Linked DNA regions of Mus musculus: region 2 is linked to region 1. Evidence: chromatin contacts called from ENCODE Hi-C or POLR2A ChIA-PET data. All regions are on one chromosome and are shown on one strand. Each heading gives the region's core, a stretch centred on a gene start or an enhancer-like site at or near the end of the contact. The rest is flanking DNA. Distances are from core to core; before and after follow the strand shown. Region 1 overlaps Kalrn (kalirin, RhoGEF kinase). Region 2 overlaps Kalrn (kalirin, RhoGEF kinase).

Region 1 (2,700 bases), core at 135-2,634:
AATCTCTTCTATGCATCTCCAGGTTCCAACCTTGATGCTCCTGCCTTCTTTCTGTGGTACCCACCTACCCCAGCTCACTGGTATCTACCCCTGCTCACCAGCACCCCTGACACTAGCACTCCCCCACACACTAGCACCCATCCCAGGTCACTAACACACACACACACACACACACACACACACACACACACACACACACACATGCACACACCATTCATTAGCACTGTCTTCTGCCAGTCCAGATCCTCACATATCCAACTCTACCTGCAACAGGTTTTTAGCTCACCTCACATGGTTTCACTCCATAACCTTTCTCACAGTGCAGTTCCTACTAGGAATGTATGTTCCTCAGTTTCTATATCCAGTGAACTCTCTCTCTCTCTCTTTTGTTTGTTTGCTTGTTTGTTTGTTTGTCTTTAACTTGTTAGAGTAGCCAGTTCTTCACATCCTTGGGTTCCTTTTCTGTAGATTCACCCAACCTCAGATCAAAGCTCTTTGGGGAGAAATTACATCTGCCCTGAATATGTATTGACTTTTTTCTTCCTTGTTCCCTAAGCAAGACAGTGTAACAATCCCTGTATAGCATCTACATTATACTCGCTATATAAATAATGCAGAAATTAGTTAACTATATAGGAGGGTGAATGTAGTTGTGGAAACACTAAGCATTTTAAAAGGATCTGAGCGCCCTGGATTTGGGGATCCCAGGGATTCCTGAGCCAGTCCCCCAGGATACCGAGGGATAGTTTGACTCAGCTTTGCCTTTGCTGTAGTCTTTCTTTTCTATCTCCCTCCCACTTCACAGCTGCCTGTCCATGTGGTCCATCTGTCAGAACTCTCAGTGTGGGTTAGACTATGGAGGTCTGAGACTCTTCCTCGTCCTCATTTCTCCAGCCTCTCCAAGTATTCAGTATATAATATAGTAGATGCTTGATTTTCTATGTGCAAGTAAGACATTAATTACAATGCCATATAATGAGTAATATGCAGGGAGAGTGAGAGTGTGCTTACAGGAAGGGCATTTTATGGGCATGACTGGGACAGTGGCCTTCCTCTACAGTAAGCTGTCTATTTGAATCTCTTTGCATTTCTGTAAGGAAATGGACAGTTATAGGGACTTGTATTTGCTCCTTCCTTGTTTCAGTTCCTTTTCATATGCTGCATGTTATGACCCTGAACCACAGGTAGGACAGACGTCTCTACTGTGGAGACAAACTGGCAGTCACTGTCTCTTTCCCCAGAGACAACAATGATGACAGGTTGGTTGCCCTGGTTGCCCTAAGTTAGATCCCTGTATCCAGCCCTGGCATCCGAGACCTAGGGGATCACTCTGAAATTGCTATAAGCAGGAGAGCCAACTCCATCATTGCAGGCAGGCTGCCCACCATAAGAGCTTAGCGGGCCCTCTTTTTCCTTGCCACCGTGCCAGTTTCTGAAGCTGTCCCAGAGTCCTCTCCAAGACATAACCCGGCTTCTTTGTTCATACAAAGTCAAGAGGGAACTGCAGATCCTCCTGTGTGACACATTGGGCTCCTCAGAGGCCCTTTACCCTGTGGACTGATTGGCCCATGCCAAGCTGATTGTGCCACACACCCTGGAGGCAGTGGTGTAGGCCTGCTCACTGAGCCTGGCACTCACCTTCCCACCAGCCTACAGGCCACAGAATAAAGGCCACACCAGGACAGTGAGGAAGATGGGGAGTTAAAGGTACTAATCATATCCATCCCCAGCTAGGTCCATCTGTCCCGGAGCCTGTCTCTGGTGATGGCACCAAGGGACATGCGCTGGGAAGCTGCCTGTCCACTGGCTTGTCCAGCCTCAGCACCCGACATTCTAATTTCCTTAATAACAGGTTACAGATCCTGTATCTATAAATGTAGCTAAACCCTCCTCGACCTTTCTTTATTTTTAGCCTATACTGCTGCTCTGGATATAACAGTTTCCATGGTTGATTACGTGTTCTGTAAACACCTTTACGTCAAGTGGAAAGCAGTTGTCTCTCTCAAGCTGGAAGATGCTGTCTGTGCGTTTAATTCTAGTGTTGGCAACAGATCCCTGTTTGACCCTTGACACTGTTGCTCAGTTTAGGGAGTGGGGGAGAAGGCTGATGTCACCGTTCGACAATATATAAGGCTTTAATATTCTCTTTCATTTCTCCTCTTGGGTACCACATTTGCTTTCATTTATTTCCCTGGAATGTTCCTTCCTGCCTCTGTTTGGCTTCTGTTGAAATGTAGCAGCTAAGAGAGTCAGTGATGGATATTCTCAAGCGCAGACTGTTTAAGACCAGGCCACAGCCTTTTGCTCTACCGCCTCGATGATCGGCACTATTAGAACTTGGTGTCTTGTGTCTTAGAACTAAAGTTTTCAAAGACTACTAAACGAAGCCTTTCTTTCTAGAAACCACAGAGGCCGGCATGGTCAGGCACCTTGGGTAGTTGACATTTGCCTTTCATGCTTGTGTTATGGATGCCCGCCTTGACCTTGGATGTCTGCCTTGACCTTGATCTCTGTTGTTTCCCTTGTAGCTTCCGCTGATCCTCAGGGCACTTACATTGCATACAGCCCCACTCTCAGGCTCAGGGAACACAACCAATGAGGGGTTAGAAAGAATGCAAGGGTTGGAAGATGGGATACAATGTTGCAGAACATCATCTCTTGGGCTTCCATTGTTTCATGGCTCTTGCACCCATGAACTCA
Region 2 (2,700 bases), core at 113-2,612, 36 kb before region 1:
AGAGCTTATTATATTTAATAACCACATTTCTCACTTTACACACACACAAAACAAAGAAACCTGATTCTTCGTGTGAATGTACTATTGGTTAAATTAGTCTTTTTTTTTTTTTTTTTTTTTTTTTGACAAGGTTTTATTATGTAGCACTAGCTGGTCTGGAAGTCTTTTCTGTAGACCAAGCCAGTTTCGAACTCACAGAGATCCGCCTGTCTTTGCCTCCTGAGCGCTGAGATTAAGGGCCTGCGCCACCACACTTTCTGGAGTTGGCTTACAGCTTCGTGTTTAGTGAGGGGGAAGACGTTCTGGATTTCTGGGGGCCATCTAATTTGTATCCCATCGTCCTCCTTAAGTTAATCCTTCTAGTCCAGAGAGTGAGATGTCTGTGTTATTGCAGGACACACTGCTGGGGTAGAGACTGAGCAGGCAGGGTTTCACCTCTCAGAGCCAGGAAGTCTGGGGAGCGCTTATGAAGAGCAGGCATGCTGGGGAGACAGCCAGCAGATGCCCTCCACAGTGAATGTCAGCCTGGGTCTGATGGGAAACAGGGGTAGTTTAGGAATCACTGAGACATGTCCATCTTTCCTGCATGGTGCTCAGAGGACAGAAGGACAGAGGTAGAGGGGGAGAACTTTGTTTACAGTGGTGTCATGACAAAAGGCCTGGGTCTTGGAGGGTCAGGGCTGGTGCTCTTTACCTAAGAAACCAAGGACATAGCACAAAGGGCACGGAGGCCTGGGTAAGGAAGGAACTTCCCTAGCAAAGACAGACAGACAGACAACAATGCATGGTGTGCACTGCAGTATCTGCTGCCCTTCGGCTCTGTGGTTCAGCCTACTCATTTCTCAGATGAGAACACTGAGGCTCGCAGTCATGAAACCATTCTTCCCAGAGCAGGTGGCTAAATGAGTTGAGTCCTGGCTTCTCTGAAGTCTCCTCTCTCTAGAATTACTATGCTGCCCAGATGAACTTCACTTCTGGGTGATGTTCTTTCGTTTTTTATCACTACAGTAGAATCGTATTAATACAGCTCCCTGGTGTCTTCTTTTAGCCCTAGAATGGGGTAGCACTCCCAGAAGCAGCCTTTGTGTAGGGTGTTAGTTTTATTTGTATCTGTAAATGTGTTGCCACCAAAGCTCTAAACATAAGCATTGCCTAGTGCACACACACACACACACACACACACATTTTCATACCCTAAATAGCACAGGCCTAGAAATGTTTCTCTACTTTTGCCAACATCTGACTGTGATTATCTTTAACCACAGCCACACTTGTTTATCTCTTAAAATAGTATTGCGTCTCTTGAGGAGGCAGCTCCAAGCTGTCACAGCCTTTCCAGAACCCTGCCTGATCTACCTGTCTTCCCCTGCAGCACCACAGCCAGGGTCTGGTCTTACCTAGGAAAATGACCCGGAGGCTAGACCTAACCCGTGTGTGTGTGTGTGTGTGTGTGTGTGTGTGTGTGTGTGTGTGTGTGTGTGTGTTTACAGGTCGGCAAAAGCCTTTTTTTGAAGCATGGGTTCTCTCTCTCCGACTCCTTCCCAGCATGGCTATTAAAGCTATGTGTGGCTGAGGATGTAGCTCAGTGGTAAAACAGTGATATAGTGAATTTGTTTAGCACGCACCATGCCCTGAGCTCAATCCCCAGTACTGCAAAACAAAACAGAACAAAACAGACAAAATTTGTGTTAGTCTGTTGGGTCCTTTACTTTAAATTAAAATTGTCACATATCTTTTTATTTTTATGTATTTATGCACATGATGCATGCTCGTGTCTGTGTACGTATACACGTTTATATCTGTAAGGGCATATGCACCGTGGCACGCATTTCAAAGTCAGAGGGTACCCTCAGGTATCTGTCCTCAGTCCCCACCTTGTTTAAGGCAGGGTCTTTGTGTCGTTTGCAGCTACACATACAAGGCTATCTGCCCCTGAGCCTCGCCCTCACTGCTGTTACAGATGTTTGTCATTGTGCTTAGCTTTATAAGGGTTGTTGGGATTTGAACTCGGGTCCTCATGCTTGTGCAGCCAGCACTTCCCCCACTGAGCCTTCTCTTCAGCTCAGTTCACTATATTTTAGCTTTGAGCTTAATAAAGATAAAAGAAAGGAAAGAGGGCATATCTGCACCCCTGCCAAGCCCAACAGTACATTATCAAAGAGAACAATAGCACACTTGAGAGGGTCTTTGTCTAAGCCTTTATCAGTAGGATAAATGGAGTGGGTATATGTGGTTCTGTGCTCTGTGCCGTAGATTCAAATTCTATATTGAGATCCCTTTTTTGAAATTGGGGAGGCAGATTGAAAGCCCTAAATGAGTAGGAGCCTTTCGGTGTGTCAGGCTTCATTGTGGCTGGGGCGAGCTAGAGTGGACTGTGGAAGTCACTGGCCTCTGAGCCCTGGAGAGAGCTTTTCCTGATGCCACTGTTGAACTATTTCTGTTCCCCAACCACAAAGGCTGTTTCTGCATAACCACGTGATAGAAGGTTTCAAAGTTGAGGTGTCTAATGGTGGAAAATAGGTCTGAGAGATGAAGGCTTCATATGAGCTCATGAAAGCCTTATAAATATTGTTTTATGATTCTTAAAATGAATTATTCCATTAAATAAAGAGGGGAAAGTTCTATGCAATTTCCATTCTATCAGACTTGAAAATCTTCAGACCTCTTCCTAATTCACAGTTCCATGGAGGTATTTTTAAA

What was found. Hi-C counts contacts between places; a loop is a spot of excess contacts on that map. ChIA-PET counts read pairs that join two places held with the same protein, here RNA polymerase II (POLR2A).
Region 2: a loop to region 1 is called in a map of left cerebral cortex, with 6 times the contacts of the local background. The contact joins two enhancer-like sites. A Hi-C loop is called at or near these places in 7 of 37 maps with a recorded cell type or tissue (heart and left cerebral cortex). POLR2A ChIA-PET finds 5 or more read pairs at or near these places in 3 of 5 experiments (Patski and embryonic stem cell).

Annotation. Positions count from the first base shown.
Region 1 is chr16:34,041,663-34,044,362 of GRCm38, reverse strand. All of the region lies in intron 37 of Kalrn (kalirin, RhoGEF kinase), which reads left to right. Among named protein-coding and RNA genes, the nearest start is that of Umps, 76 kb to the right of the region's middle. Within about 2 kb of position 1,384, at least 1 of the 3 ENCODE cell types and tissues checked has a DNase peak (open chromatin) inside an H3K27ac peak, as active enhancers do.
Region 2 is chr16:34,077,458-34,080,157 of GRCm38, reverse strand. All of the region lies in intron 34 of Kalrn (kalirin, RhoGEF kinase), which reads left to right. Among named protein-coding and RNA genes, the nearest start is that of Gm41448, 41 kb to the left of the region's middle. Within about 2 kb of position 1,362, at least 1 of the 3 ENCODE cell types and tissues checked has a DNase peak (open chromatin) inside an H3K27ac peak, as active enhancers do.